Regions from separate parts of the Homo sapiens genome. Here region 2 is linked to region 1. A link is an interaction called in ENCODE POLR2A ChIA-PET data of the cell type or tissue named here. Cell type or tissue: HepG2. All regions are shown on one strand. Each heading gives the region's core, and the rest is flanking DNA. Links, peaks and the distances in the headings are about the cores only.

Region 1 (17,017 bases), core at 1-8,000:
TCTTGCTCTGTTGCCCAGGCTGGAGTTCAGTGGCACCATCTCGTCTCACTGCAAGCTCTGCCTCCTGGGTTCACGCCATTCTCCTACCTCAGGCTCCCAAGTAGCTGGGACTACAGGTGCCCGCCACCACGCCCGGCTAATTTTTTTTTTTTTTGTATTTTTAGTAGAGATGGGGTTTCACTGTGTTAGCCAGGATGGTCTCGATCTCCTGACCTCGTGATCCACCCGCCTCGGCCTCCCAAAGTGCTGGGATTACAGGCGTGAGCCACCGCACCTGGCCTATTTTATTATTATTTTTTTGACATGGAGTCTCATTCTGTCACACAGGCTGGAGTGCAGTGGCGCAATCTTGGCTCACTGCAACCTCCGCCTCCCAGGTTCAAGCGATTCTCCTGCCTCAGTCCCCCGAGTAGCTGGGATTACAGGCACCCACCACCACGCCTGGTTAATTTTTGTACTTTCAGTAGAGACGGGGTTTCACCATGTTGGCCAGGCTGGTCTTGAACTCCTGACCTCAGGTGATCCGCCCACCTCAGCCTCCCAAAGTGCTAGGATTACAGGCGTGAGCCACTGTGCCCAGCCAAGTCTATTATTTTAAAAAATTATCTTGGAGAATATTATTTTGAGGACTCTTGAGAACACATATGGGAACTCTCAGGGTTCTAAGGACTCCATTTGGAGAAACAGTGCTATAGGAGATTGAGTATTGCAGCTGCTCATATCTATTTGCTCCAGTAGAGTTACAGAAGCCCTGTCTGTTGAACTGGTTCTCCAGGCTAGAATTCTGTCCGCCAGGTTCTCTCCATCACAGACAGCTAACATATCCAAACAAGCAATGTCCTTGGAGAGTTTTGCATAGGCCACAACCTAGATTGCCTGGTTCTGACATGTATGATTAAAAGCTCAGGTGAAAAACATTTAATAGAACATTTTGGTCTCATTAAAAAGTGATAGAAGCACATCTTCAGAATATAACTTCATAAAGCCCTGCCTTGTAGACAGATGTGTGTGCTATATTCTTTCCTACTAGAAAGAGATTGGAATTTATAAAGGGACATTTTGTTTCTTGGTGACAAAGCCATTTCAATCCTAGGGATATTTACAACCAGTACTGAAAAACCCTCTGCACCTGAGGGACTGGCCGCAGTTACAGACTGTCATAAATGTCAGCGACCAGGGTTTCTCTTGGAGAGATTAGCTCTGGGGAGTTGCTAGGGGAGAAAAAGTGGAAAAAGGACAGGTGTTGCTCCATATGTATGAGAAGACTGGGATTAGAGAAGAGGGCGCGTCGGGCAGGCAGTAAACATGACAGGGGAAACTGAGGAGGGGCTAACTGCTGAGGATTATCACATCTAGGCCAGAAATGTCAGCGGGGCTCCTTTCTCTCAGCTGGGAGAACACGTGGGTGCTCCCTCATAAACCCTCTTCAGGCAGGGTTAGAGCAGTAGCTTTTTTTTTTTTAACCAGTTTACAAAGAGCTTGCCTAAACATAATGCCCTAATCATCCAGAGAAATCAGTGTTACTCAGTTTTGTGGGGGAGAGCTACTGAACTATTTAATCATCTTAGCAGGGTGTTACCCTCCCTGTTTATAGACAAGGGAGATTGAATGACTGTCCCCGGTCATGCAGCATGGGGTGGCAGGATAAAAGCAGGGTCTAGACCTTTTGGCTGTAATCCCAGCACCCGCACAGCTCCCGAGCTGTTCTAGGGCCACACCCTGGCCCACCATTCAGTCATTCAACAAATACTTATTGAAAGCTACTATGTCAGGTGCTGTTCTGGGTGTCTGGGCCACATCCATGGATAAAAACAAAGATCTGTGTTCTGAAGACACTTACATTTGATCTGGAATGGGGACGGGGCAGAAATAGACAATAAACACAGCAAATAGTAAAGGTATAAAGTGTGTGTTTGAAGGTGGTAAGTGCTATGGAAAAAAATTCAAAGTCATCCCAGATTTGAAGGATCAATGGATCGTTGAGAGGGGGGAGCCAATTGCTATTGTCAACAGGGAGCTCGAGGTGGAAGGGATAATATTGGCAACACTTCAGGAGGCTTTTGTGAGGGCTAAAGGGGAAGAAGATGCAGGTACAGTGCCGGGCCCCGAGCCTGGCACATGGATGCTTAGAGGTGCTCACTAGGGTGGCTGTTATTACTGCCGCAGTCCTGTCTCCCTCACGGGACTGGTCAGTGTTTTCCAAGAACCCTCATGCCAAGGTTCAGCCTAAAATAGACAGGCAGCTTAAATTACTCACAGACTGGACAACGTGGTCAAGGTCCTGCCTGGCCCAGAGCGTGGTGATACAAACTACCCCAGGTCCGTGTGGAGGCCACTGTCTGCTTTGTGTGATATGTCCATAGCTAAGCCAGTGGGGTAGGCCCTGCCAGGGGGACCAGTTGCTGTCTCTGCGGTTTATGATCAAAATAGAAGCTGGAAAGCCAGAGTAGAATAGAGCAATGCTGAAAGAAAGGGCAGTGTAAGGCCAGGGTTCCCCCAGACTCCTGTAGACTGGGAGCCCCTGCACCCCAGCACTGTGTTGCTAGGCGACGGTCCAGGGATTGAGGACGGCCAGCAAAGGCCGGCAGGACTGGGGTCCATTTGCTTCTTCGACTGCTGCTGGGTCTGGTGCTTGCTCTGGGGGAGAGGAGGTCTTAATTGTAGGCAGAGGAAGCAACTAATTACGTGGGATGACTAAAGTCACCCTTGACCCTATGCGTCTGCCTCGGTGTCTGCAGTTTTACCTTTAGCAACTCGTTCAAGTCAAGACTCTGGCATCCTAACATTTTTGGTGTGTGAAATTTTTGGTTCAAACAAAATTTTAACTTAGAAGCATGAACAAGAAAAAGATATTTTAAAATATTGCTCCATTAATGGGGGACTCTCTACTTCCCCCTTCGAAGGGGCTGGCTTTCTTCTAAAACCCTAGACTCTGGAGCATAATTTGAAAATCAGTGGGTTAAAGTATTGCAGCCACCCTGTTAAAAAGTAAACAGCCTTGGTTTGATAAAATATTAAGCTATTTTAAAATTACTGATACATGATGGCAGGTGGCAATGTTTTCCTGTGTAGGGAGGAGGAGGGGGATAATAGACTCCTTAGAGGATCTGAAGTCATACAATGGACCCACTGCCCAGAAAAATGCACATATCTGAAATTCTGCATCTGGCCGTATATGGGCAATGATCCATGGGCCATAGGTTAAGGACCCCTGTCTTGTGGGATATTTGTTTATGTGATTTACTTTCAAATGGGGTAAATATTTAAGGCTTGGAGCACAGAAGAATGAGTTTTGAAAAGGGGAGGAAGGAGAAGAAGAGCTAGAGAATCAGGATCTTGGTGGTAGAGGCCAGGAATGTGTGTTTTTAACATGATCTCCAGGCAGTTTTGATCAGACAAACATAGGCCTCAGAGGTCTAGAGCTGGTGCACCCAGGCCCTATTGAGTCAGCAGTCCTAAGGGAGTGGGAGGAGGGAGGGAGGGAGGAGCCCAGCTGCCTTTCCCAGGCTTCAGTGTGACCAGCTGGAGAACAATGGGAAACGTCCTCTTCCCTCAGCCCTCCTCTTCACAATGGGACACAGTGAGGTCGCAGTGCCCCTGAGCCTCAACCAGTCCATCCACCCAAAGCCTGAGCAGAGGAACTCTGAAGCAAAAAGTACAGAAACCAGGAGTTCACAAAACACCCGCAAGGGCTGGGCCTGAGAGAAAGTCTCATCTGGGGAACTCATGTTCCAAATTCTGACATTTCTCCATGGTTTTCCATGTTCCTATGCTAAGTGGAATTCATTGGTACTTCCCAGCAAAGGGCTAGTCTCTCCCTAACAGTCAGGGAACTTTTAGAGTTTGTCAGAAGTAACACAGAGCTTCCATTAATTTGGGGTTGATTAATGGAATCTGTTCTGGTCTGGGTCAGGTACTTTCCAGGCAAAGAAGCATTTGTAACTAAGTCAACAACTACCTATTGACTCTGCTATACCCAGCTCCAGGGCATTTGCCTGGCGACCCCAGCCTCATCCTTTTTTTTTTTTTTTTTTTGAGGCAGTGTCTCACTCTGCCACCCAGGCTGGAGTACAGTGGCATGATCACGGCTCACTGCAGCCTCCACTTCCCAGGCTCAATCAATCCTTCCACCTCAGCCTCTCAGGTAGCTGGGACTACAGGCACGTGCCACCACACCTAGCTAATTTTTATATTTTTTTGTAGAGCAGGGTTTTGCCATATTGCCCAGGCTGGTCTTGAACTCCTGGCCTCAAGCAATCCTTCTGCCCTGGCCTCCCAAAGTGTTGGGATTACAGGCGTGAGCCACTGCGCCCCGCTGCTAATTTTGACATTCTCCCCGAAGAATCTGCTTTTTAGGGACTATGAGAGGAGAAGAGAAACTTCTCTTCTGAAAGCAGATCCTTTGGGAACAAGGGAAGAAGTGGCCTCCTCCAGACCCCAAGGCATCCAGTCTAAAGTTGGCTCCAGACAAAACCCAGGTTTACTTAAGAACCTGTTTCTTGACACAGATCCTGTCCCAGCCAAGACAAACCCAAGTCATGTTGATCTTCTGCTTCCTTTCCTACTTGTGACTTTATGCAGCAGTGGTTTTTAGACTCAGAATGTGAGACACCTGCTTGGCTCTGTCTTTTCTCTCTGGGAGGTAGGGGAGGTAGGGAAGTTGTTCCCTTTTTCCCAATAGTCTTTGGGTAGTTATTCTTAGCCCTGTTAATGTTTTACTCAAATATAGCCATTTATCAAAATTGTGGAGTTAATATTTGTTCATTTCAATGTATATAAATTTTACCTTTTAAAAAAGGACCATGAGGCCGGCATGGTGGTTCACACCTGAATCCCAGCACTTTGGGAGGCTGAGGCAGGCAGATCGCTTTGAGCTCAGGAGTTCAAGACCAGCCTGGGCAACATGGCAAAACCCCATCTCTATTAAAAATACAAAAAAATTAGCCAGGCATGGTGGTGCATGCCTGTAATCCCAGCTATTCGGGAGGCTGAGGTGAGAGGATGGCCTGAGTTCGGGAGTTCAAGGCTGCAGTTGCAGTGAGCCGAGATCACACCACTGCACTCCAGCCTGGGTGGTGGAGTTAGACCCTGTCTCCAAAAAAAAAAAAAAAAAGAAAGAAAAAAAGGACCACGAAAAATGAAAAATGACAGTCTCATGTGGGGAGGAGCAGGTGGAGGCAGATGTAGTGGGGTAGAGATAGATAAAGAACGGCAGAAATTGGTGAGTATTGAAGTTGGGCAATGAGATGGGGCTCATTGCACTGTTTTGTTTTTTTAATATATATTTGAAATAATGTATTTCAAATTTGCCATAATAGGTTTTATAAATTTACCACATCAAAAAGTAAAAGTGGAAGAAAAGACTTAGGGATGTCTGTTTTCTCTTAGAAATCTCTTGATCAACAATCTCAAAGAAACTCATACTCTTTAACCTAGTAATTCCACTTCTGGGAATTTATCTAAAGGAAATAATTAGAGATACAAAGAAAGTGTCATTGCAATATTATTTAAAATAAGGAAAAATGGAACACAACTCCAGGTCCAACAATAGGGGAATGGTGAAAGAAACTGTGATGCGGCCATTAAGGACATGGGAAAGTGCTTTTGACCTAAAATTAAATGGAAAAAAGTCAGAAAACAAAACTATATACCATATGATCTTCATTTGCATGTGTACATGCATGTATAGAATCAGAATCTGGAAAGAAATACAGCAAAATGTTAAAAGTAGTTATCTCTGTTTGGTGGACTTGTGGCAGGTGTTTTGTTTTGTTTTGTTTTGTTTTGTTTTGTTTTGTTTTGAGACAGAGTCTCGCTCTGTTGCCCAGGCTGGAGTGCAATGGTGCGGTCTCGGTTCACTGCAACCTCTGCCTCCTGGGTTCAAGCGATTCTCCTGTTTGGGATTACAGGTGCCTGCCACCATGCCAGGCTAATTTTTGTATTTTTTAGTAGAGACGGGGTTTCACCATGTTGGCCAGGCTGGTCTGGAACTCCTCACCTCGATTACAGGCGTGAACCACTGTGCCCGGCCCAGATTTTTATTTTCTTTTTTATTCTAGTCTGTATTTTCATCTTTCCTGCATTTAACAGGTATTACTTTGATAATTATTTTTAACTAAGATGTGCTATTTTGAAAGAAAAGGGGCCGGGTGCTGTGGCTCATGCCTGTAATCCCAGCAGTTTGGGAGGCCGAGGCGGGCGGATCACCTGAGGTCGGGAGTTTGAGATCAGCCTGACCAACATGGAGAAACCCCGTCTCTACTAAAAATACAAAATTAGCTGGGCATGGTGGTGCATGCCTGTAATCCCAGCTACTCGGGAGGTTGAGGCAGGAGAATTGCTTGAACCTGGGAGGCGGAGGTTGCAGTGAGCCAAGATTGCACCACTGCACTCCAGCCTGGGCAACAAGAGCGAAACTCCGTCTCAAAAAAAAAAAAAAAAAAAAAAGAAAAGGGGAAAAAGATGGAAGTAAGGACAGATTTCCATATCAGTACCCGTACAAAATAATAAGTTCTTGGAACTGGAAGGAATCTTAGAAGTTGTCTAATCTTAGAAGTTCAACTGTCTCATTTTACAGATGAGGAGACTGAGGGTAGAATGAATCGAATGACCACCAAGGTCTTTTGTTCCTCGTCTCAGAGACTGTTTGTTTTACTTCACCACTAGCCCTCGTATCCCCTGAGGACCTTCGCAGCCTGGGGAGTGCCCATTGTTAATCCCTGGAGGCCCCATTTGAGGGGCTTTCCAGACAGTCTGGGCCATCCGTTGCAGTCATCATTGGCCAGCTGGGCTGGAGAAGTGCCCTGGCAGGAAGAAGAAGGCTGGTAGAACAGTAGACCTCACTGCCACCTGGTCACCTTGTGCTTCTCCCTTGGAGTGTTCTGACCAGTCATCCGTGTCTTCTTAGCTCTGCTGTTGCAGGGGTTATTTCGAAGCAACTAGGGTAAATGTCTGGGGGAGCTGGCTTGTCCTGGCTTTCAAACCACCATCACTTGGAAGAGAAATGATGTGGTTTAATGGTTAGTCAGATCGGAGTTAGAGATGTGTTACTGTCTTTGCCACAGTCCTTAGACACCAAGACCCTGCTCCGGAGAAATGGGGGCAAGCAACAGCTTGCAATGGCAACTAAACCTCTTTGGGATGTGTGTTTATGTGTGTTTATATCTCCTCCCCGTCCCATCCTTGCTAGCACACTCCCCACCACATACACATAAAAGCTCTAGAAATCAACAGGTTTTAAACACCACTGCTTCACCAGAACCTAGCACATAACAGGCCCTCAGTACGTGCTTGTTGAATGTGGGATGAGTGAACATCATTATATATATATATTTTTTTGAGACGGAGGCTCACTCTGTGGCCCAGGCTAGAGTGCAGTGGCGCATCTCTGCTCACTGCAAGCTCCGCCTCCCGGGTTCACGCCATTCTCCTGCCTCAGCCTCCTGAGTAGCTGGGACTACAGGCACCCACCATCACGCCCGGCTAATTTTTTTCTGTTTTTTTAATAGAGACGGGGTTTCACCGTGTTAGCCAGGATGGTCTCGATCTCCTGACCTCGTGATCCACTCGCCTTGGCCTCCCAAAGTGCTGGGATTACAGGCGTGAGCCACCAAGCCCGGCCGTGAACATCATTTTCTTAGAATGTAGAAGAACAGACATATTCCAAGTTAACAATGTCTTCTGAGATATTGTTCCTGAGCTATATAAACATTTTATATTTTATAATAAAATAAAAAATAAAATATATTCTGAGACATTTAAACATTTTAATTCTAAAAGAACAGAATGTTTGAACAAAAATTAGCACTTAATATTTATTTGCACAACTGCAATGCAATGTTTTTGAAAGCTGTCAATAGTGAACAAATAAGCGTGAGGGAACACCACAGCCCGGGTATGTCCAGTGACACTGCTACAATGTGCACTCTGCCTGCTGCCTTCCACTCCTCCCTCTTTGTATTTCTGAGTTTGGCCAATCATTTGGATGGTGATTAAAATATTTTTGGACGGGTGTGGTGACTCACACTTGTAATTCCAGCACTTTGTGAGGCCAAAGTGGAAGGATTGCTTGAGTCCAGGAGTTCAAGACCAGTCTTAGCCACATAGCAAGACCCCATCTCTGCAAAAAAATTTTTTTAATTAGCCAGATACAGTGGTGCACACCTGTAGTCCCAGCTACTCAAGAGGCTGAGGAGGGAGAATCACTTGAGCCTGGGAGGTTGAGGCTGCAGTGAGCTGTGATTGCACCACTGCACTCAAGCCTGGGCAACAGAGTAAGACACCATCTCTAAATATATATAGATTTATATTTTATAAAAATATTTTTTATTTTGGAGATATTTCTCAAATTTAGACTATCAGATCATCAGACTTTTACCTTCTAGAGTACTCAATAGAATAACTCAGAGGTTAGGCATGTTCTCTAGGATCTGTGGTATCACCTATTTAAAAAAAAAATAAAATTGTGGTAAAATACACATAATGAAATTTACCAGCTTAACCATTTTTAAGTCTACGGTTCAGTGGCATGAAGTACATTCACACTGTTGTGCTACCATCGGCACCACCATCGTCATTATCCACAGAACTGTCTTACAAAATTGAAATGCTGTACTCATCAAACAGTAAGTCCCCATCCTGCTCCTCTAGCCCCTGACAGACACCATTCTTTCTGTCTCTATGAATTTGACTACTATGTACCTTGTATAAGTAGAATCATACAGCATTTGTCTTTATGACTGGCTTATTTCACTTGGCATGATTTTTATGTTTTTATTCTGTGGAGTTTGGTTGGGGGGCACCAAGGCCAGCCCTAGGTAGAACTGGGAAGTAAGGAGGGGCCTTATCCCCCGCTGCCCCACTTTCCTGCCCCATCCCTCCCTCAGTTCCCACCCACTTGAGGTCCCTGCTCAGTGGCTAAATGTCTTCATCCCCCTCATCCCATCTTCCACTTATCAGCAAAGAGCATCTGATTGGCCTCGTGTGGGTCATGTGTCCATCCATGGCAGAGGAAGGTGGGCCACCTCACTTGACAATCCCATCAAGACTCTGTATGTAATAAGGAGGCAATAGTTCCTCCCAGAGAGGTGCTTCTCTCAGAAGAAGGGGGGTGGACACTGGGCAGGCACAAACAATAGATGTCTTTGTTGAACCTCCAACAAGGTACAAAATGCCTTTCCGCCTTCCCATTGCACACAGCTTTGGACTTGGGTCCCTTCCCCTTGGGCCTTGTTTGCAAAATTTTTTATCTACTTGGCTTTCCTTGCAGTTTTTAGCAGCTTGAAAGCCAGTGCTGTGCCCCAGACACAGTATGTAAGTGTGACAGGAGCCTACACAGGCTGCTCTCAAACACCGGCAGCCTTGAAAACAGATTCTGGACTCAGATAGCCTGGGTCCAATCCTGGTTTGGCAGTTCCTGGCTGTGTGGCTTTGAGCAAGTGACTTTGCCTCTCAATGACTCAATTTTCCCATCTGTAAAATGGTAAAATAATTTACCATTGAATTGTTTTGGAGATTGGAAAACCTACTGTGTGATGTGCTTGACCTACATCATCTTAATCATGCTCACAGAGGGCCCTATCGCACATGGGGAAAAGGCACTCCCTCTCTGGGCAGATGCAACACCTGAATAGGGCATACCACCTAGCATGCAAGACTTGAGCTAGATTTCACCCTCCACTCATGCCCTGAGCTAGGTAACCTTATGAATAGCCTGCATAACTATACAGCAGCCCAGCCCCTCTATGATGCAGGAGTTTGTATATCCCCATTTTTCAATGAGGCAGCTATGGCTTAGGGAAGTCAAGCACCATGTGGGAAGGGGCGGTGGGATCACTTCTAATTTGCCTATTTACTTAGGGCACATGAAAGAGGCTAACCCAGTCCCTAGGACTCTCCTCCACCTGAATTGTGGACCACATCTCTGTCATCAGCTAACCAGCTTAAACCTTATTCATCTTCCACAGTGGATGGTAATGAAGTACAGCTCTAGCATCTAACCCATAGATTACCTCCAATCTCTAGTCTATAAACAGTTCCTTTTTTTATTTGAGACAGGGTCTCACTCTGTCATCTGGGCTGGAATGTAGTGGTACAATCACGGCTCACTGCAGCCTCAACCTCCCAGGCTCAGGTCATCCTCCCACCTTGGCCTGCTGAGTGGCTGGAACTACAGGCACATGCCACCACGACCGATTAATTTTTGTATGTTTAGTAGAGACGGGGTTTCACCATGATGGCCAGGCTGGTCTCAAACTCCAGACCTCAAGTAATTCGCCCACCTTGACCTCCCAAAGTGCCAGAATTACAGGTGTGAGCCACTGCGTCTGGCCTCTAAACTGTTACTTTGATAATCATTTTTAAAAGTAACAGATACTATTTTGAAAGCAAGTGGTGGGAAGGTAGAAGGAAGGACAGATTTCCATCCAGATACCATCCTGACTTGACAGTTTTCTTTTTTTTTTTTTTTTTGGTCATTTCAGCAGTCCATTCAATACCTAGACAGTAAGGACTAAAAATATTGTGAGTCTGAGTGAATTCTTCTAGAACTGAAAGATCAGTGTTACCGACAGATCAGTCAATACAGGCAAAGCATATTCCAGTTTCAGGGTTTTTTTCCTCTTCCTTCTCATGTGCCCAGGAGTATTACATGGCTGGGTGACGCTACGGAAGGATGCGCTAACTACAGTTCCCCACCCTCTCATTTCTAAACCCTTCCTTTGTTTTTCTGATGAACAGGCAGCACCCACTGCCTGCTGTGTCCCATTTAGCAGTGTAATTTGGGTGTGCGTCATAGAATTGTGCACAGGGAGGGGGAAGGAGTTACGTGCTGGATGTATATACTGAACGTGTTTATGTGCTCCTTTGTAGACCTGCACTTTATGCAAATTATATACTTTCAGACAGATCACTGAGTAAACTGAGTAACAGATCACTGAGTAAACTGTCAGGGAATTGATGTGTTTGCAGAACGCTGAATATAATTGAGGAGTCCTGCCAGTTCTATCCCTGGTTTAACTCTCTCTAAGCTTATGTCTTTTTTTTTTTTTTTTTTTAGACGGAGTCTTGCTTTTTTTGCCCAGGCTGGAGTAAAGTGGCGTGATCTTGGCTCACAGCAACCTCTGCCCCCACTCCCAGGTTCAAGCGATTCTCTTGCCTCAGCCTCCTGAGTAGCTGGGATTACAGGCGCGTGCCACCACACCTAATTTTTGTATTTTTAGTAGAGACAGAGTTTCACCATGTTGGTCAGGCTGGTCTCAAACTCCTGACCTCAGGTGATCCACCCACCTTGGCCTCCCAAAGTGCTGGGATTACAGCGTGAGCCACCGTGCCCCGCCCTAAGCTTATGTCTTGAATGGTGTGATCTCAAAGTGTAGTTCAGATTTGAAACAGGTGTATTAGAACCAGCCACCTTGAATTAATATCCCCAAGTGGCATGAAGTAAATGAGCATATATTGAAAGGGAAATTTTCTTAGGCTTGGAACCACCATTTCCTCAGCAAACCTCCCACCTGAGTGAGACCCAGGGGACATCAAATGAAAGACGATGAAAAGTAATGGATTTGGCCCATGTGCCTCTAAGAGGCCAATGCAGTCAGAATGAACTGAGATGATCTTCGAACAGATTAGATATTTTAACACCAATTCTTGGGCCTCAGAAGTGAGCCTGGCTGCTGGCACACAACCAACACTGTCATGTTTAATTTTTAGATTTGGCTGTTAAATTTGGCCCTGTGTGAGTCTGTGTTTGGTCAGAGTCTATAAGGGTGGAGGAGGATTCCTGGTGGGAAGGCCTGGTTTCTAGCTCAGTGACTTATCGGCTGCATGACTTTGGACAAGCTATCACACCACTGAGAGTCATTTTCTCATCTGTACAATGAAGGAAACAACCCCTGGTCTACTTGCCTTATAGGGAGTCGTGAAGATGAAACGAGATGGTATTTGGGAACTGTGAACACACTACACAAAAGACCAGCATGAATATGTTCAGAAGCACCACACAGTCCTTTCTGCCTTGCTCACTCAATTCTCCATTTAATTTATACACAGTGGATTTTACCCCTCATTCTTGCAGCAAAACCCTTTTGAGAGTATCATTTTAAGAAGTGGATTGACATCATATATGTATAGTTGCCCTATTTGTCCTCAGAGTCTGAGATGAGGAAAAGACAAGAATTATTGGGAAAAATAGACCCAGAGAGGGCACAAAGAATTCCCATCCTGATGTTCTTTCTTTCCTAGATGACATTGACATCTACATCCAAAGCCAAAGATTCTGGTCAAGAGTTAATCTATTGGCTGGGCATGGTGTTGCATGTAGTGGCTCCTGTAGTCTCAGCTACTTGGGAAGCTGAGGTGGGAGGATCACTTGAGCCCAGGAAGTCAAGATTACAGTGAGCCATCATCACGCCACCGCACTCCAGCCTGGGTGACAGAGCAAGAGACTGTCTAAAAAAAAAAAAAAGAAAAGAAACTACATCTTTACCATATTGCAACAAGTCTGAAATGCCACTGCTTCTAAGACACCATTTTTTTAATGTGTCATCAAGAAAGAAAAAGCTCTCTATCCCTTAAAACATAACACAATTCTTCCTTACTGTGTCAATTTTAAGACACGTCTTGATTTCATAGATGTTAGATGTGGAAAAAGCGTGCATCTTGGAATAGATGAAATGCAGTGTGTTTACCTATCCCCAAAAATAAAGCTTATTCCTTTTGATCCTGACGCATTATTAGATTAGCAAACTTCAAAACTTGTATTTTTTGTCTTAGCTCCTTGACGTTATACATGTTATGCAATCAGGCTATCACGTGGGTTAAAGGGGGACATTAATTCTATTTTTCTTATGCATACAGTAATACAAAATACCTCTGGGCTTGAATATAGTTTTAGGTAAGTGTAGATTGTAAAATACTTGTCAGAGCCAAAATCATCACTAATTCCATGGTCTGTTGTTTATTACCAGATTTAAAGGAGGAAGAAACGCTTAAGGGCATTTGGCACATCAATTGTGTTTTCTTTGTTCTGAGTGGAACTGTTTGTTGTTGTTGTTTTACTTAATGCTTGATTTGGTTGTTTTGTTGTTATTCCATTTATTTTTAGCTCAGGTAAAACAATTAAACTATGAGTTTCCCATTGCACAGACAAATTAGGGATGAACAGGCTCAAGTGAGAGCACATCACCTGCCTCGGCCAAATATATTTTCATAAAATGCAATTGGGAATTCATAGTCTTTCTGAGTGGAAAGGAGCATAAGAAACACAGGGAAATAGGGCCAGGCGTGGTGGCTCATGCCTGTAATCCCAGCATTTTGGGAGGCCAAGGCAGGTGGATCACAAAGTCAGGAGTTTGAGACCAGCATGGCTAACATGGTGAAACCCCGTCTCTACTAAAAATACAAAAATTAGCCTGGCGTGGTGGCACTCGCCTGTAGTCCCAGCTACTCGGGAGGCTGAGGCAGGAGAATCGCTTGAACCCAGGAGGCGGAGGTTACGGTGAGCCAAGATCATCCCACTGCACTCCAGCCTGGGCGACAGAGCGAGACTCCGTCTCAAAAAAAAAAAAAAAAAAAAAAAAGAAACACAGGGAAATAGAAATACATACCACTTCTGTGAGGAGCCTTTGTAAATTTTTTGTGGACTAAGGCTTCCATTTAGAACATCCTTCCATTTAGAATGTCCTCGTTCATAAATTCTACACTTTGGAATAAGAAAAATTCCACCTATTTCTAGCCTGTTCCTTAGTTACCTTTCCCACGTTCCTCTGCTCCATAAGGACACTACTTAAACATAACAACAAAGAGAGTCACACACAAAAATGATTTCTAGGGACTAGACCATGGCTGGGTGGAAGGGAATGATCCAAATCATTGTAGTTCTTGTACTCGGTTCATAATCATCAGCTCCCTGCCCGGGGTCCCAGGGCCCATTTCTGAGAGGATGAGCATCAGTAGCCATGGTGCTGGGAAGTGGGTGGGAAGCTGTTAATGTTTGATCACTGCTAATGCACATTTCGCCCACTGTTCTCTCCCCTGCAGTCTGAGTACCACTATGAGTACACGGCGTGTGACAGCACGGGTTCCAGGTGGAGGGTCGCCGTGCCGCATACCCCGGGCCTGTGCACCAGCCTGCCTGACCCCATCAAGGGCACCGAGTGCTGTAAGCAGCTATCCTGCTCAGGGCCTCCCTGTCACTCAGCTTTGGTCTCTCCCCCAAGTCTCCTGCCATCCAATCTGGGCCCTTCCTGGCAGAGCAGCTGCATTAAGGAATCAGATCTTTTCCCCAATTAGTCCCCACATCCCAGACCCTTATGAGATTTGGTGCAGAAGTATTTCATGAATGCAAACTGGATATCTGAATTTGCTTTCATTTTTTAAAGGAATTTAAATCCCATCAGTGGATACAGCATAAGCAATGCCAGCTGTGTGCACTCAGATATTCTTTTCTGTTTGCATACATTTTCATTTTTGCCTTGTATGTCTCTCCAATCTACACTCACTCACCAGCCACAATCAGTCATTAGGCAAGATTGAGATTTGCTTTCATTCTTAAAAAGGAAGTCAGAGAGGCTAAGTTTCTGCAGAGACGTCCTTTAAAATGCTCCAGGCATCACTTCAGGAGACAAGAATCTTCTTGACTGTGGGTCTGATTGTGCAATAGGAAAGGCAGTGGCTTGCCGCAGCCCCAGCACCCGCCTCTGTGACTCTGCAGTCACAACTTTTCTACAATTGGCAGCTGTTTCCCCTGCATTATTCTTTTAGGAATGCAAAGGGAATAACAAGAAAAACCAGGCACTAGATTTAAGGAATTATCTGAAGAGTTGGAAAGGAGTTTGAAGATATTTAAATTCTAAAATCAGCTTAGTACAGTGCCTGGTTGAGTAAGTGAGCAAATAAATACTTGTTAAATTAATGACTGGATATTGCTGAGACCTGAGCAGAACTGAGGTGTGACTAGTGGAAACAAATGAGCCATCTTCATTGAACTCTGCTGACTTCAGTGAGTCCCACTATGTGTTAGCACCATGATGTGCACATGCAGTGTGAACTGCAAAGACAAATAAGGCACACTCTCTGCTTTCAGAAGCTTAGGGTGGTGGAAAGTGCAGACATTCATTCATTCACTCATTGTTTCAGAAACATTCATGAAGCTCCCAGTCTGTGCCAGTCACTGAGCCAGCCATCCCCAGAGGAGCGCAGAGCCTAGTGGGTGGCAGACATATATGATATGAGAAAGAATGAGAGTTACGAATATTTAGGGATCAGGCATAGCTGGGAGGGCCACTTGAGCAAAAGTTTAGACGTGGATGAAGAGTGACACATTTGAGGAAGAGCTTGTGGTCCAGGGTAGAGGCAACACAGAGAAGGTGATGGATGGAGTTGAGGTGAAAAAAGATTTGTAGTGGGAGGTCAAGCTGGGAAGTTAGGCTGCAGGGAAATCGTGGAAAACTTTGAATGCCAGGCCAAGAGCATAATTCTAGAACCAAAAGGGAGTGCCTGTTTATTTTTAAAATAAGGAGAATAATAGTACATACGTGTTTTACTTTTTATTTTTTTAAAGACAAGGTCTCACTCTGTTTCCTAGGCTGAAGTACAGAGGTGCAATCATAGCTCTGTAGCCTCGACCTCCTGGGCTCAAGTAATTTTCCCACCTCAGCCTTTTGAGTAGCTAGGATTACAGGCACACGCGACCACTCCCAGCTAATTTAAACATTTTTTTTTTTGGTAGTGACAGGGTCTCACTGTGTTGCCCAGGTTGGCCTCAAACTCCTGGGCTCAAGTGATCCTCCTGCCTTGGTCTCTCAAAGTGTTGGGTTTACAGGTATGAGCCACTGTGCCTGATCACATCTGTTTTAGAAAGGTACCTCTGACCACAGAATGAGCAAAAATAAGAATAGGGAACTAGTTAGGAGGATATTGCAATGATTGAGTTAACAGGTCATGAGAATTCCACCTAGCATGGTGGCAGTACAACCAGAAAGGCAGAGGCCAGAGGCTCAAGGGAGAAATTCAAGGCTGAAGGGCCATGTGTCATTCAGAGGGGTCAGCACAAGAGACCTTGGCATCTTCTTCACCAGAGAGCTCTCAGAATGGTCAGGGCACCTCTCCAAAGGAAACGAGTGCCAGGAACAAGCCCAAAGTCCCACAGCAAGGCAGAGCATCCGTGGCCCTAGATCTATTTTTTTTATAACAGCTTTATTGGTATATAATTTATATGCCATGAAATTCATTCCTTTAAGGATAAAATTCAGTGGTTTTTAGAATATTCACAGCAACCATCATCACTCTCATTTCACATTTTAATCATCCTAAAAAGAAACCTCATATTATTAGCAATCTCTCCCCAGGCCCCTCCCCACAGCCCCTGGCAACCACAAATCTACTTTCTGTCTCTATGGCTTCACCTCTTTTGGCCGTTCCATACAAATAGAATGACACATAGCAAGGAATATCACTGCTGAAAAAAAAATTTTTTTAAGAAAAATAAAATCAAATCACACAGTAAATGCCATGGCCCTAAATCTTAGTGGGCCAAACTCCTAGACCCCAACCCAGCGCTCCTCCCTTCAGCTGCTCGCAGCCCATTCACTTCTGGGGCTGCAGTGACCTCACTGCCCCACCTTGTCTCTGCCCTGTTTTCCAGCCTTCTCCTGCAACGCCGGGGAGTTTCTGGATATGAAGGACCAGTCATGTAAGCCATGCGCTGAGGGCCGCTACTCCCTCGGCACAGGCATTCGGTTTGATGAGTGGGATGAGCTGCCCCATGGCTTTGCCAGCCTCTCAGCCAACATGGAGCTGGATGACAGTGCTGCTGAGTCCACCGGGAACTGTACTTCGTGAGTCTGCACACACCCCCACCCCACCCCCAGCCCACTGGGTAAGGGGCTACAGGGCACACTGGACAGCCTCCTCCGCTGCCCCTCAGGCTGGGCAGGGAGGATGGAGGGAAGAGGAAGCCAGGCTGCCAGGGTGAGGCCTGCAGCTGTGCCCGCAAGACCAGTGGATGTGACTCTGCCTG
Region 2 (15,824 bases), core at 1-8,000, 83 kb after region 1:
ACTGGAGCCTGGAAGGTTGAGGCTGCAGTGAGCCAAGATTGTGCCATTGCACTCCAGCCTGGATGACGGCGTAAGACCCTGTCTCCAAAAAAAAAAAATAATTTAAAAATAATAAAATCATATGTCTTGTATGTCTCTTTCTTGCTCTGTTTCCTTAGGATGTGGACAACAAAGTAGAGAGGATTTGGGGTGATTGTACAGTCAGGAAGAAGTACTCTCATGTGGACCTGGTGGTGATGGTAGATGGCTTTGAAGGCGAAAAGGGGGCCGTGGTGGCTGGGAGTCGAGGGTACTTCTTGAAGGTAAGAGCTGGGAACCAGTGAGGATAGGATTATGAAAAAGAAACAAAATATATATATATATATTTTTTTTTTTTTTTGTAGAGAAACATAATCTGTTTAAAGAGGCCCACAGATCTACCAGTTGTACTTGCCTTTCTGCAAATGTATTGGCAATTAGATGCAATTCTCTTTCTAAAGCAAGAGAGGGCTTATCAGGATTCCGTAGAACAAAAGCCACTAAGTGGTCCTCCATAATGAATGTCTGTTTTGCTGACTGAATCAGAACAGTCTCTGCCTTTAAGTAGCTCAGTATAATTGGACAGTCAGACAAGTAACAAAGAATCAAAATCCACTGTCATAAGCTCTGTGGTTTGTGTAGGCCCAAAGTGCTTTGAGAACATCAGGATAATTCTCTTAACGGTGTGCCTGGATGATTTGCTGGGCTTCAGTGTTCAGAACGAATCTCAAGGTTCAGAATGTCAGTTGCTGGGATCTGTGGTCTTTTCTTGGCCTCCTGCTTGCCCCTCGGTAGTCCTGTTCTCTTGGCCCAGGTGCCTTTAGGTGTCAGTTCTAGCTGAACATGATGGTGACAAGACCCAATCACATAGTACTGTGTCTCTGCTCCTCTAGGGGGTCCTGGTGTTCCTGGAACAGGCTCTCATCCAGTATGCCCTTCGCACCTTGGGAAGTCGGGGCTACATTCCCATTTATACCCCCTTTTTCATGAGGAAGGAGGTCATGCAGGAGGTGGCACAGCTCAGCCAGTTTGATGAAGAACTTTATAAGGTGAGTAGCCTGGGTCAGGTGACAGAATGACTTCTTAAGTTATGTAGCTTAACTTCAGTGATGCAGAGTGGTGCTGTCCAATAGGACTTTCTGCGATGATGGAAACGTTCTCTCTCTGTGACTCTTGAGCACTTAAAATGTGGGTGGTGCAATGGAGGAAGCACATTTTTTATTTTAATTAATTTTAACTTAAACATGTAGCTAATGACTGCCATATTAGACAGTGCAGCTGCAGAGCCTCTTTTACCTTTCCCTGGGTAATCTGTATGATGTATCTAAATCAAGCATACTTGAACACCATGAGCTTAGAAAAGAAGCCCATTCCTTGGGTGCTTGGACAAAAGGAAATTACAGTGGTGGCACTGATCTCCTAGCCTGCTTCCCATGTCCTCCCACTCCTAACCCCAGACTGGAAGCTTCCACAGGGTGAGACATACTTGCCTTGGGATGGAGGTGGCTTCCAGTTTGTGGCTCCTTCTCAACCATGGACCATGTCAGGGAGAGCCAGACAATTCAAGTCAAGGTTCAGAAGGTCATTCTGATCAACTGGCTCTAACACCAATAACAGCACCCCACTCTGTGTTCAGCACTCAAGATTTCTAGAGCGTCTCTGCTAACAGCTGTCCAATGCAGCAGTGTCTACTATTCATTTGTCCCTCCCTTTCAACTCTTCTGTCAGAAATAGGGACTTAGTTCCTACTGGCTTATTTCCTCTCCAGACAGTGGAGGTAGAGTTAGACAACTGCTGTTGGACTCATCTAATTTATATAGGGAGATAGTTCAATAATTAGAACGATCTTTCCATTGTTTCTGTTGATGAGGTAAAAGTTAAGTTTTCATTCAAGACGCACTGGGAAACAAAGTGCTCTCCCTAAACCCTGAGCATCAGTATAACCTTGACCTCCTCTCTTCTTTCTTTTAATGAAGGGAGGAATGTGTTCCTTTACTCGCTAAAACCTGTTTTACCTTTTCTTTCTTTTTCTAATTTCAACCCCTAAGATTAGATAATCACTAACAGAACATTAGAAATATCCGCTGCAGGTAACAGTAGGGAGAAACCTATGTGGAGTATTATGGAAACTGTTAGGTAGCTGGTGCTCTCTGAGTCCTGCAATCTCCGTCTCTTATCCAGACGCTTCTTGGACCCACAGGCAGGAAGAATCACAGGTTTCATAGTGAAGAATTTTGGCTGGCACTTCTTGTCTGATAAAAACCTCAGTTCTGTAAGAATGAATATATCGCTGCCTAATAGAACTTTCTGCACTGATGGAAATGTTCTAAGTCTGCATGATCCAGCATGGCAACCATCAGCCATATGTGACTTGAGCACTGAAAACGTGGCTGATGCAACCGAGGAACTAAATTTTAATTTAATTTAATTTTTTTTTTTTAATTAATTTCCTATGTAGAGACAGGGTCTCACTATGTTGCCCAAACTGATTTCAAACTCCTGGGCTCAAACAATCCATCCGCCTCAGCCTTCCAAACTGTTGGGATTACAGGTGTGAGCCACTATGCCCAGCCCAATTTAATTTAAATAGTCATGTGTGGCTGGCTATACCATATTAGGCTGCACAGCCCTAGAGCTTTCGTATGTTGTATGTGAATGGCCCCACAGTGGCTAAATTCCTACTGCCAGGTAGCAAGGTAGTTTTCCAGGCCTCTAAACACTGATCCAGGGGAACCTTTCTTCCTTACTTTTTTTTTTTTTAATTAAAATGCTGCTACATAACAAAATTTAGAAATGGCAGAGGGAATTATCTGCTTTCCCATTGACCTAATATAACAATTGTCATCTTAAAATATTCATGTTGGGATTTTTTTCATATATATGTTGTTTTCACATACTTATAATTGCCATGTACATAAATTGCCTTTTAACTTAGCATTATTTTTAATTTTTATTTTTATTTATTTATTCATTTTTTGAGACAGAGTCTCACTCTGTTACCCAGGCTGGAGTGCAGTGGCACGATCTTGGCTCACTGCAACCTCTGCCTCCTGGGTTCAAGTGATTCTCATGCCTCAGCCTCCCGAGTAGCTGGGATTACAGGCGTCGCCACCACACCTGGCTAATTTTTTTTTTTTTTTTTTTTTTTTTGAGACGGTATCTCACTCTTTCACCCAGGCTAAAGTGAAGTGGCATGATCTCGGCTCATTGCAACCTCTACGCACCGAGTTCAAGGGATTATCCTGCCTCAGCCTGTTGAGTAGCTGGGACTACAGGCATCCACCACCATGCCCGACTAATTTTTTTTTTTTTTGTATTTTTAGTAGAGATGGGGTTTTGTCATGTTGGCCAGGCTGGTCTCGAGCTCCTGACCTCAGGTGAACCACCCGCCTTGGCCTCCCAAAGTGCTAGGATTACAGGCATGAGCCATTACGCCTGGCCACACCTGGCTAATTTTTGTATGTTTAGTAGAGACGGGGTTTCACCAAGTTGTCCAGGCTGGTCTTGAACTCCTGACCTCAAGTGATCTGCCTGCCTAGGCCTCCCAAAGTGCTGGGATTACAGGCATGAGCCACCGTGCCTGGCCACCTTTTTATGTATCATTATATCAAAAGTATTTTTCTGTGTTACTGCATGGTCTTCATTTTTATGGTTGTATAATATTACATAAATAATGTTACAGTGAACTTTGTCCTGTCTGAACTTTTTTTTTTTTGCATTATTTTCTTCAGTTGAACAGCAAAGTATATTCTTTAAGGATCATAACCACTAACCTGTAAGCACCAAGAAAGCAGAGACTGGTGTCCCTTTTTGCTCCACATTGGTGTTTAGTAAACGTCTCACAAGGATTAATGTATGTGGCTACCAGCACAGGTTTATTGCATACCTGCCAGCATTGACCATTATTCATCATGGATGAGTTTTCTGTATTAGATAAGTGGAAAATAGCTGGGCACAGTGGCTCACGCCTGTAACCCCAGCACTTTGGGAGGCTGAGGCAGGTGGATCACCTGAGGTCAGGAGTTCGAGATCAGCTTGGCCAACATGGTGAAACCTTGTCTCTACTAACAATACAAAAATTAGCTGAGCGTGGTGGCGCGTGCCTGTAATCCCAGCTACTCAGGAGGCTGAGGTGGGAGAGTCGCTTGAACCTGGGAGGTGGAGGTTGCAGTGAGCCGAGATTGTGCCACTGCACTCCAGTCTGGGCAGCAGAGTGAGGCTCTGTCTCAAAAGCAAAAAAAAGATAAGTGGAAAATATTCTTTCCTCTTAATTTACATTTCTTTGATCTCTGTCAGGGACCCCATTTTGGACTGACCCATTCCTTTATCTTTTTAGTATTCTCTCCCCACTCCCAGGCAGGGATTAAAGGAAATTTTTCCTGCACTATTATTGATCTCTTTCTTGTGGTTTCTTATTCTAGCCAAGGTCCTCCCCACTTCCTCTTAACTGGTATAGCTCCTTCCTTCCACAGGTGATTGGCAAAGGCAGTGAAAAGTCTGATGACAACTCCTATGATGAGAAGTACCTGATTGCCACCTCAGAGCAGCCCATTGCTGCCCTGCACCGGGATGAGTGGCTCCGGCCGGAGGACCTGCCCATCAAGTATGCTGGCCTGTCTACCTGCTTCCGTCAGGAGGTGGGCTCCCATGGCCGTGACACCCGTGGCATCTTCCGAGTCCATCAGTTTGAGAAGGTGAGTAGATGGGTCAGGGTAAGGAGTGGAACTTTCTCTGTCTCCAGAATGGTTAGATGAGAGATAGGATCTGTGTTGCTGAGGCCCATCCTGGCTCCAGCTTTTCCTCTCATTGCTTACCTCTGTGTTTCTGGGGAAGTGCATGGTGGAGTGGCGTGGATTATGGACCCTGAAACCAGGCTGCGGCTTTACCACTCACCAGCTGTGTAACATTGGGCATAATGCATAAGCCCCCAGTGCTCCATTTCTGCCTTTGTATGAGGAGGATAACAGTAACAGTGCCTGCCTCACCAGGCCTATTGTGGCCTATTGTGAGGATTATCCCAGTCACTATATGTAAAGCACTCAGAACAGGGGCTGGCATGCATACGGGAAGCTCGCACCATAAGCATTTGCTCTTGTGGTCCAGTCCCAGTTGCTGGGGGCCCAGACTTGCCTGCCTCCCAGTGGTGTGGAAACAGGTCTTCATGGCAAGGATGTCTCCCACTTCAGTCCTTTATTCACCCTATACCGCTGTCACCGTTTCCTTGGGTCCCTCTCTGCAGATTGAACAGTTTGTGTACTCATCACCCCATGACAACAAGTCATGGGAGATGTTTGAAGAGATGATTACCACCGCAGAGGAGTTCTACCAGTCCCTGGGGATTCCTTACCACATTGTGAATATTGTCTCAGGTATGGGACCCAGCCTCTTCTCAGCCTCCCTTTCCTGTAATCCCAGACGCCACCCTTACCAGCTGAGCTGCCACACAGAGAAACAGCTCACAATTCAACTCATTGCCCACATTAATTAAAATATTACACTCTTCTCACTTGGGAGTATTTGGTGTTAAGAATATCTGGGTGTGATTTCACCTCTGGAGACAGGACATGAATTAAAGAATTCTTCAGGCTTGCTAAAGGTTAGCCTTCTGAAATACCATCCCTCCTTCATGAATTCTAGGGGTTTTTCCTTACAGGTTCTTTGAATCATGCTGCCAGTAAGAAGCTTGACCTGGAGGCCTGGTTTCCGGGCTCAGGAGCCTTCCGTGAGTTGGTCTCCTGTTCTAATTGCACGGATTACCAGGCTCGCCGGCTTCGAATCCGATATGGGCAAACCAAGAAGATGATGGACAAGGTAGATGGCCCCCAGGGAGGTGGGAAGCAGAGTCTTCAGTACACGGCCCGTCCGAATTATTTCTCAGCCTTTGGGGTGCACTGGTCCCCAGCATCATGGGAAAATCTGAGCTTCTCAATCTAGACCAAAAAGGGAATCTGAAAATGCCTTCTACTGAGTCAGGACTGAGTTCTTTTAGCTAGAAACCTGAATCTAGCTCTCTTCTATAAGGTAATTCTAGCTTTTCTCTTTCTGGCTTTGTTTTTCTTAACTCCAGAGAAAGAATAATCTCCATTTATCTACACAGAACAAGTTGGAGGCTTCCCTCTTCTCACCCAAGAAGGTCTGGGTTGTAAGCTGCTCTCTTCAAACCCAATTTTCAGGCCCTACTCTTTTCCAAGTCAGGTGCTTGAAAGGGGTGAAAAGGAAAGGCCACAATAGTAGTTTCTTCCTTCCCTCAAAGGGCCCAACTCTCAGAATACCAGAAGCTACCACTTGTCACTCATCGAAACATGAGGGATCTTTCTGCAGTTATCTAATAGGCAATAAATACCAAATAATTCAAATTTAGAAAAAAGTTGCTAAGGGGTAGAACCCATCATTTTGATTTGGACAGTTGTGGTTGGGGAAGTCTGGTTGAATGGATGGTTCCTGGCCGTCAGTAAGACCCGATGAGAGTTGAGCCCGACTTCCCCTCTGGGACCCTGTCTTCCCAGGTGGAGTTTGTCCATATGCTCAATGCTACCATGTGCGCCACTACCCGTACCATCTGCGCCATCCTGGAGAACTACCAGACAGAGAAGGGCATCACTGTGCCTGAGAAATTGAAGGAGTTCATGCCGCCAGGTAAAACTCCCAGCTCATCTCATCGTTCTCCTCTTTTCTGTCTTCACACTCTTCTAAATAGCAGTCCCCTTTCAGGATATACCAGGTTTTTTTGTTCAGACACAGCCCCTGAAACTCTGTCTGCCCTCTCGGGCTGGGCAGGGCAGGGGGCCTGGTTGAGAAAGTAGCCAGTGCAGGTATGATGTTGAAATGCTGCTAAAATTCAGACTAGGGAAGAAAAGAATAAAGGAAACCAGTGCCTATCAAAGGGACCCCTCTGTTCAAAGGGATCATTGTCTTGTTGAATTCTCCCCAGAGGTCTTAGGGCTTTGACTCACTGAGAAACAACAGGTCATTTGGTTGGCTCTTCCCTCCCAGGACTGCAAGAACTGATCCCCTTTGTGAAGCCTGCGCCCATTGAGCAGGAGCCATCAAAGAAGCAGAAGAAGCAACATGAGGGCAGCAAAAAGAAAGCAGCAGCAAGAGACGTCACCCTAGAAAACAGGCTGCAGAACATGGAGGTCACCGATGCTTGAACATTCCTGCCTCCCTATTTGCCAGGCTTTCATTTCTGTCTGCTGAGATCTCAGAGCCTGCCCAACAGCAGGGAAGCCAAGCACCCATTCATCCCCCTGCCCCCATCTGACTGCGTAGCTGAGAGGGGAACAGTGCCATGTACCACACAGATGTTCCTGTCTCCTCGCATGGGCATAGGGACCCATCATTGATGACTGATGAAACCATGTAATAAAGCATCTCTGGGGAGGGCTTAGGACTCTTCCTCAGTCTTCTTCCCCGGGCTTGAACCCCGCCTCTGAGGTTCTCCCTGATATACACTTCTGCTTTTCCTTCCAAATTAGGCTGCTCCCTCCAGTTAGCAAGTCACAGAGCCTTTGAACAGGTAAGCGAAGGGAGGGGTACACTTAGAAAAAGCTCAAGGGGAAGGTGGAAGATGGAGTCTGAATCACAAAAGCTTGCAGGGCAAGGGCCAGGATCCTCCTTTACAAATATATTCCTGCTTGAAATCATTGAGGTAGGACTAGCTTAGAGACCAGAACTGTTTTAAAAGCCTCTTAGCACTTCTGTTCCCTACAAAGGACTCTGTGGAAAGCGAGAGGCTGTATTTAATCCAGAAGAGCCCCTAGCTTCTATGCCTAGCATGGGTTGGGGACTTATTAACAGCAGTTTCTCTCGTTACAGCCATCCCCACATGGGGAGACCAACTGCATACCAACTTGCTGCTGCACCTCCAAAGGATTGGGATAGCCAGCAGGGCAGAGGAGAGGAGAAAATGTTGTAGCCCCTTTGTGGAGCTCCCACTGTTGCCCTAATAGCCAGTTCCTTTCTCAGGGGAGGCTGATGTTCAGGCTGTTTATTTACCTGCTGCCTTTCATCTGCAATCTACAAACCCTTTACTTTAATAACAGCTTCTGTTAGTTTAGTGCCTCTCTCCTAGGAGGTTAAAATACTCCCTATAGATGATCTCTTTTATCTTTGTGATGGTCCCAGAAGGTAGGGTGGGGACATGATTATATGATTATGCTTATTCCATCCTTTGGAAGACAGAAATACAAGGACGGTAAGGGAGATGAGACAACGTGGCCTGATGGAGGTCGGAAGTCCTGACTCCTCGGCAGTGCTTTATGTTTCTTTGGGAGGTTGAGAGCTGGAATGTGAACTGGGCTGTCACTTAGGAGCCTTTATCTCACCTCAGCTTCCTTAGTCCCTGAGCAGCGACTTGGGCCTGCTGGAGCATAGTACCAAGGAAAGGGGCCATGTGCTCCATTTTCCACTGGGGGCTTGAGATTGATCCTATTAATCTTGCTGCTGGAAACCCTGTCAAAACTGAGGTAGGTGCGTGAAGGGGTGACAGTGGCTCTCTTGTCTTGCCTGGCTATGCCAGCTGGGGGCCCACAGGCAGACCCGCCTGGGCCGTAGCCCATTGCCCCAGCTCTGGGATAACAAAGCCGGGACAAGGGGACAAAGAGCAAGCTGCTCCCATTTGTAATTCAGAAGGACCAGAAACTCACATTTCCTGTGGCCTCAACTATTTGGTTTGAAGAAAGGCAGCGTACACAGTGTGCAGGAGGCTAGTTTTGCCCCACCCCCTATACCATTCCAGAAGCCCACTGGGAACTCTCACAGGGCCCTGAACGCCCCTGCTCTGCCTTAGCTCTGTCTTAGAAGTCCCTACAGCTGCCTGCACCACTCCCCACGCCTACCTGCTTAGGCTCCTGGTGCCTGTCACCTTCCTACCAGTAGGAGGCTCTGCTTTTTGCCATGGCCCTGAGAGCTCTGTGGGAGGGCAGAAGCTGGGGCTTTGAGTCCCTGAGGACCCAGCTGACTTACCTGCTGGAGCTGGCTGCCTGGACTCTCAGCTGCTTTGTGCAGAGAGACCCTCCTGCCTTGGGCAGCCCAGCTTTCCCTGCCAGCCTTCCTCCTGCCCGTGTAGGGACTGGTGTAGGAGCCTGGCTAGGAAGATGGCTGTATGGACAAACTGGCTTGTTAGCAGAAAGTAACTATAAGGGACCCCATGCTTCCAGAAGCCAGAGGAGAGGAAGTCAATGGTAGTGAAGGCAAGGATGACTGTGGCTGAGGTCCCTCCCCACAGGTCATACCCAAGAGCACAACAGCAGGAGGGCACACACGGTCACCGAGTGCTTACCTTGTGCCAGGCACCATTAGGAGCAGGGTTTACAGAAAGAAGGTAACACAGTTCCTGCTCACAAATAACTGTTGGGAAAGGTGTGGTTCGCCTTCCTTCAGAGAGGGAAAACCAGACACTCTCCCTCCCTGAGGCAGTGGGATGGGGCTGATGCAAGCTTCATTTAGGAGGGGCCGACCCACCTGGAAGCCGAGCAGTTGGGAACAGGCCCAATAGCCTTGACTCCACCCTGGTAGTTGCCTCCGCATCCCACGCCTGATGCCCTCATCTCTGGCACCTTGACCTGCCCCATCTCCAACCTCAGCTACCCAGGTTACCTCAGTTAGCAAACACCCTCCAGAGGCCTAGTGGAGTGAGTCAGAGCCCTGGGTCCCTCACCAACCCTGGGTTCCCACACCCAGGTATTCAGGGCCCAAGATGCAGGTCTGGGTGCTTTAGGCAGGGAGTGAGGAAACACTGGGACCAACAGTCTGGCCTCTCCACCAAGAGAGACAACCATAAGCCAGACTTCTAGAAACTCTAAAGAGGCTGGTAACTGGGGACCCAACGTAAGGCCGAGGGACCTGCCTGCGCTCACAGTCCAGGCTGGGCAGGGCAGCTCATTAGCCAAACACTGAAACCTCACTCCTGGGAACCAACATTCTCCTAGCCGTCTGTCCTGCTTTTCCTCCCCTGAAGCTTTTCCGGTTTACCCCAGGTCCTGAGAATGCCTCCTCTCCCCGAGTCCCCATCCTTCCCCAGGGGGTACGCGGCGGGGGCGGCCCTGGCTGCACTCCCAGGATGAGTCTGACAGGCAGAGCTGGGATGGGCGCCAGACAAATGTACTGCGTGTCGGAGCCTGTGCCGGGATGAGGGGCCTGCCCCGCTCTCCCAGTTACCTCCCAACATGGGGTTCCCCAGCAGCTCTTCCCAGGTACAAAAGGGGAGTGCTTCCTTGCAGCCTGGACTTGGCCAGGTCCTGGTGGGGCTGATGCCTCGGCCTCTGACATTGCCCTTTTAAGAGCCCTCTCCGGCGGGGCCAACCTGTAATCCCAGCGCTTTGGGAGGCCTAGGAGGGCGGATCGCCTGAGGTCAGGAGTTCGAGACCAGCCTGGTTAACATGGTGAAACTCTGATTCTACTAAAAATACCAAAAATTAGGCGAGCATGGTGGTGCGCACCTGTAATCCCAGCTACTCAGGAGGCTGAGGCAGGAGGATCGCTTGAACCCAGGAGGCATAGGTTGCAGTGAGCCGAGATTGTGCCACTGCACTCCAGCCTGGGTGACAGAGTGAGACTCTGTCTCAAAAAAATAAAAATTAAAAAAGCCCTCCCCATGGGGGTGGGGTGGGGGTGCTGCAGGCAGGTTCATGTTGCAGAAACCCAGCAATGTGCAGCTCCCCATCCATCTGCCAGGAAAGAAGCCCTGAACTCCAGGTCTTTACCTCTCTGGGACCTTCCGGCGGAGGTAGGGTGTCCCAGCCACCTCCGAGAGAACCTCTTGTTACGGAGGGGCGGGTCCTCTTCTGCTGCTCTGACTGGCTGGTTCACAAGCCCTGCATTTTGGAGATTGGTCCCTGTCCCTCCATGGGACTTGGTTCCCTTCCCCCTACACAAACCTGCTGTCAAAATGGTCTGGGAGTTTATTTTCATTGGGGTGTAAATTGCTGATAAGACGGTGTGACCTTCTGGGACAAGTGGTTTTTAAACCTGAAGAAATTGAAGAATTAAGCTCCCATTTGGAATACGCTTCATCCTTGCCTCCTTCCATCTTGTCTCAGAGAAAACCTTTTTTTTTTTTTTACTCCTTCTCCAAAACCAGGTCTTATCTACTTGTGCCCTGGAACTCGCCACCATCCTGCTTCCCCTGAGTCCTTGTTCTTGAGCTAGCTCTCTGCTGAACCTCCCGCCCCACTTCCCCTCAGTCCCGACCTGCTAACATATTCCCCATCTGAAAACAGCCATCCTGCACTCCTGCCGCTCCTGTCAAATTGCGATCCCATCTGGCTCCTCTCCCTCAAAGATGAATGAACAGTGGACACTTGCAGGCTCTGTTACCTCATTAACATTCCTGGCCCTCCTTCACCCCATTCCCCTCAGAGGGAAGGTGAACTGTTCCAGAGGGAACTGCACGAGGGGACAGGAAGAAGGCCTGAATGGCTGAAGCATGAAGTAAGGGCGATACTGACTGGAGGCTGGAGATGTGGGCAGGGTCAGGAGATGGCACCTGACCCTAATGCTGGCCTCCACCTCCGCTTTCCCTGCTGCTCTGTGACCTCCACATGCAGGGCTCTCAAATCCATTCTCTCTCATCTGAGCATCTCCACCCACCCCCAGCATACACATTGGGCATCTCCTCTTAGTATTCAGGCACCCCAACACACACCTGAGACTCACCCTGGACAACTCCCTCCTCTTCATCTCCAGGGGCCAGTCTGTTTCGCAGCGCCATTGAGTCTTCATCACTCAGGTCTGCCCCCTTGACAGCCTGCTCCCTGGCCCCAGCACAGCCCTCCTCCTCCTGGACTATTACAGCGGCCTCCTTGCTAGTCTGCTGGACCTCAGTCCCTTCTTCCGGCGCAGCCTCCTCACTGTGCCAGATTAGCCTGCCAGATGGCACAGCCATGATCATTCCTCCCCTGCCAAAACACTTCAGATGGTTCCCCTCAACTTATAAGGTCCAGACTTCTCAGCTGGAGCCCCAGCTCATCAAAATGTGCCCCCAGTTCAGATTAGCGGCTCTCTGCTCCTTATTCTCACCGCCCCCTTGTTTCCTCCTGTTTCCTGGCACTGACCGTGTGTTGCACCTCTCCACGCTTGCTCACACTGTTCCCCCTGCCTGGATGCCTTTTCCTCCTGCCTATTAGTGGAATTCTTCCTTCCTCTTCAAGATAGCTCAAATGCCACTTTCTTTTTTTTTTTTTTTTTTTGAGATGGAGTTTCACTCTTGTTGCCCAGCCTGGAGTGCAATGGTGCGATCTCGGCTCACCGCAGCCTCCGCCTCCTGGGTTCAAGCGATTCTCCTGCCTCAGCCTCCCAAGTAGCTGAGATTACAGGCATACGCCATCACACCTGGCTAATTTTATATTTTTAGCAGAGACGGGGTTTCTCCATGTTGGTCAGGCTGGTCTCAAACTTCCGACCTCAGGCGATCCGCCCATCTAGGCCTCCCAAAGTGCTGGGATTATAGGCACGAGCCACTGTGCCCGGCCAAATGCCACCTTCTTTAAAAAGCCCTCCCTAACTCCTCCACCCCCACACAAAAATATTAGTGACTATTGCTCTGTGACAGCTTTTGTCTCTGTCCAAGGGACTGGCTGTCCCTTGGGGACATAGCTCATCTGTGTACCTCTCACACTTAGCCACCTACCACCGTGGCTGGAGCATGGCTCTGGCCAGACAGGGCCTCCTTCCTTGGCCTGCTCTGACAGCCTGAACAGCCACGTTATTCAGAGGGTGCTTAGGGATTTGCCGCTCGAAGCTCAGCCCCAGGTTCCATCTCTTCCTGCCCGGTGGTCAGAGGCAGTATTTTCAGCTGGATCTTAGATGGCTTTACATCTTTATGGAATGCTGGGCCTATTAAGCCACCCTTGACAAAGAACACTGGCACTGTGGGTGGAACCTATCACTAGGATAAAGCATCCAATATCATCTTTTAACAAGCGCCAAAGAAGGTCTATCTCACAGGGCTGGGACATCAAAACCTCTACCCCTGGCTGCAGCAGGCATGGGGAATGCAGTTTTGTGGTTAAAGTGAATGAGTTCAGGGCTGCCCTTAAAACAGCCTAGAGACCCAACTGGCCTACCAGATGGTGGCTCCAGGCATAAAGGGACATGTGGTCACCCCTCTCTTCCATCCATCCATCCATCCTCCATTCATGTATTCATTTTATCTTTTATCTTTTTTTTTTTTTAAGACAGTCTTGTTCTGTCACCCAGGCTGGAGTGCAGTGGAATGATCTCGGTTCACTGCAACCTCTGCCTCCTGGGTTCAAGTGATTCTCACGTCTCAGCCTCCCAAGTAGCTGGGATTATAGGCGCATGCCACCACGGCCAGCTACTTTCTGTATTTTTTGTAGAGACAGAGTTTTGCCATGTTGGCCAGGCTGGTCTCAAACTCCTGACCTCAAGTGATTCACCTGCCTTGGCCTTCCAATTTGCTGGGATTACAGGCATGAGCCACCATGCCTGGCCCATGTATTCATTTTTTGACCAATATTTTCCACGTGCCTACTGTGTGTGTCAGGCCTGTGCTAGGTGCTAGGTGATAGGCATTCAAGACATATGTGTTCTCGCTGGTCCTGGAGCTCACTGCCAGTGGGTAAGACTGATGTTAGCCAAGTGAATACTCTAATTACAAGTTGTCATATGTGCCAGGAAAGTGGGGGCATTTAAGACTGCCATGTTCAACAGCTGGAAGGAAGCCAGCATGTCCAGAACAGAGTGAAAGGGGAGGAGTGAGAAGAGGCTGGGCCACTCCACACTGGACTTTGTGGATAAATATAAGGACGCTGGATTTTATTCAAGGTACAACAGAGGCCCACGGCAGGGTTTTCAGAAGGGGAATGACATGCTCAGATCTAAGGCCGTGCAATAGTACCCTGTGAAGGATACCATTAGGTATCCTTTAATCAGATAAATGCAGAATGTGGCACTTCAATAAGAAAACTGGACTCTTCAGTCGATGTCAACAAAAAAGGAAAGAGAGAGAGAGAGAGAGAAAAAAAAAAAAAAAAGAGTGACATATGACCAAATGTAATCCACGAACTTGAAAGCAGCAGCTGTCTAAGACCTTTGGGAGACAGTAAGGAATTTGGATTGGACTGGATATTAGATGATACCAGGAATTCCCCTTCATGTTCCTGGTCGAAGCAGCAGTCCTGTGGGTGTGCAAGAAAGGGAAGAAGGGGAGGCACTTGGAAAATATTGGTCAAAAAATAAATACCTGAAATGAGGAAGGAAGGATGGATGGATGGATGGATGGATGGATGGATTGATGACTGGATGGATGGCAGAGAGGGCTGACCAGATGTCTCTTTATACCTGGAGCCACCATCTGGTAGCCCAGCTGGGTCTCTAGGCTACTCTAAGGGCAGCTCTAAACTCATTCACTTTACCCACAAAACTGCATTCCTGGCCAGGCACAGTGGCTCACACCTGTAATCCCAGTACTTTGGGATGCCGAGGCGGGCGGATCACAAGGTCAAGGGTTTGAGACCAGCCTGGCCAACATAGTGAAACCCCATCTCTACTAAAAATACAAAAAATAGCCGAGCATGGTGGTGCATGCCTGTAATCCCAGCTACTTGGGAGGCTGGGCAGGAGAATCACTTGAACCCGAGAGGCAGAGGTTGTGGTGAGCCGAGATTGTGCCACTGCACTCCAGCCTGGGCAACAGAGCAAGACTCCGTCTCAAAAAAAATTAAAAAAAAAAAATACTGCATTCCCTGACTCTCAGGAGCTGCCTGCGGAGGGGCCCAGGGCTCAGGCACCTCATTTTCCTCTCATTCTTCAAAAATTGAGAGACATAAAGCAGAGTGTCAACAATTATTGAATCCAGACACCAGGCACAGTGGCTCACATATGTAATCCCACTTGAGACCAGGATTTGAGATCAGCCTGTGCAACACAGCAAGACCCCCTCTCAAAAAAAAAAAAAAAAAAAAAAAAAAAGCTGGGCATGGGTGGCCTGCACCTGTAGTCCCAGCTAGCTACTCAGGAGGCTGAGGTGGGAGGATCACTTGGGGCTGTTCTCAAGCAGTCAAGGCTGCAGTGAGCTATGATCACACCATTGCACTCCAGCCTGGGCAACACAGTGAGACCCTGTCTGAAAAAAATAAAATAAAAATTGTTGAATCTAGCAGGAGAATATCTGGGTATTTATTATACCATTACACCATTCTTTTGATTTTTCTGAAGGCTTGAAATTTTCCCAAATAAAAAACTGGGGGAGATTTTTTAAACCTAAAAATGTTTATTAGTTTAAAAAAAAATTACTTTCACTGCCGAGCAGAGACTGGTTTGGAGGGGAGGTGACCACATGAAGAATCCATAAAATCCTGACTGAGTATCCCCCTCTGTGACAGACCTGAAGTGGGGAACTGAGAAACAACAGAGCCCCCACAAGGAGTGCACCTTCCAGCCTTGAAGAAAGTGGGGAACAGTGGGCGGGGCACGACAGGCAAGTGTAGACCGAAGGGTGTTCAGATTTCTGGCCACCCCCATCCCCCAGTCTGCTGGCTCCTGGTTCCTTCACGCCACCCACCCCACAGTCCAGGAGCTCCAGGAGTCACCCATGGCCAGGTTCTCTCCTTCTGGTTTCTGTGCCCTTTCTAAAGCAGCACAGAGCCCAGAAATGGGATCGGGTGCCAGGGCCTCTTTCTCTTTCCAGAGAAACTGCCCTGCCCACCCACAAAAGGTCACCATGACCGATCCCATCAGCAGCCTCCCTCCCCACCCCTCCTTCCCAGCAGGCCATTGGTTCCAGAATTTCAGGCCACAGGGATCTGCCCAAGGCAGAGCTCACCTTGTTCTTCCTCACCAGCGTG

The links. Peaks named below come from ENCODE experiments on the same cell type or tissue, not always from the same donor. Only the 100,000 strongest peaks of a DNase experiment are listed, where the experiment ranks them.
Region 2: POLR2A ChIA-PET joins it to region 1 with 6 read pairs; 2 of 35 experiments call an interaction of 5 or more read pairs at or near these places.

The regions. Positions count from the first base shown.
Region 1 is chr1:109,147,857-109,164,873 of GRCh38, forward strand. ELAPOR1 (endosome-lysosome associated apoptosis and autophagy regulator 1) reads left to right here. Exons shown (of 22, transcript NM_020775.5): 2 at 14,038-14,158; 3 at 16,643-16,835. Among named protein-coding and RNA genes, the nearest start is that of ELAPOR1, 42 kb to the left of the region's middle. In HepG2, for the core only: no CTCF peak of the experiment used is centred there; DNase peaks (open chromatin) are centred at 2,275 and 3,485; H3K4me3 peaks cover 2,155 bases.
Region 2 is chr1:109,230,720-109,246,543 of GRCh38, forward strand. SARS1 (seryl-tRNA synthetase 1) reads left to right here. Exons shown (of 11, transcript NM_006513.4): 5 at 159-302; 6 at 912-1,067; 7 at 4,491-4,712; 8 at 5,258-5,387; 9 at 5,672-5,829; 10 at 6,525-6,654; 11 at 7,012-7,463. The coding sequence ends at 7,169. Among named protein-coding and RNA genes, the nearest start is that of CELSR2, 11 kb to the right of the region's middle. RefSeq lists enhancers at 1-589, 6,282-7,481, 9,422-10,117, 11,776-12,275 and silencers at 8,606-9,020, 10,128-10,422. In HepG2, for the core only: no CTCF peak of the experiment used is centred there; no DNase peak of the experiment used is centred there.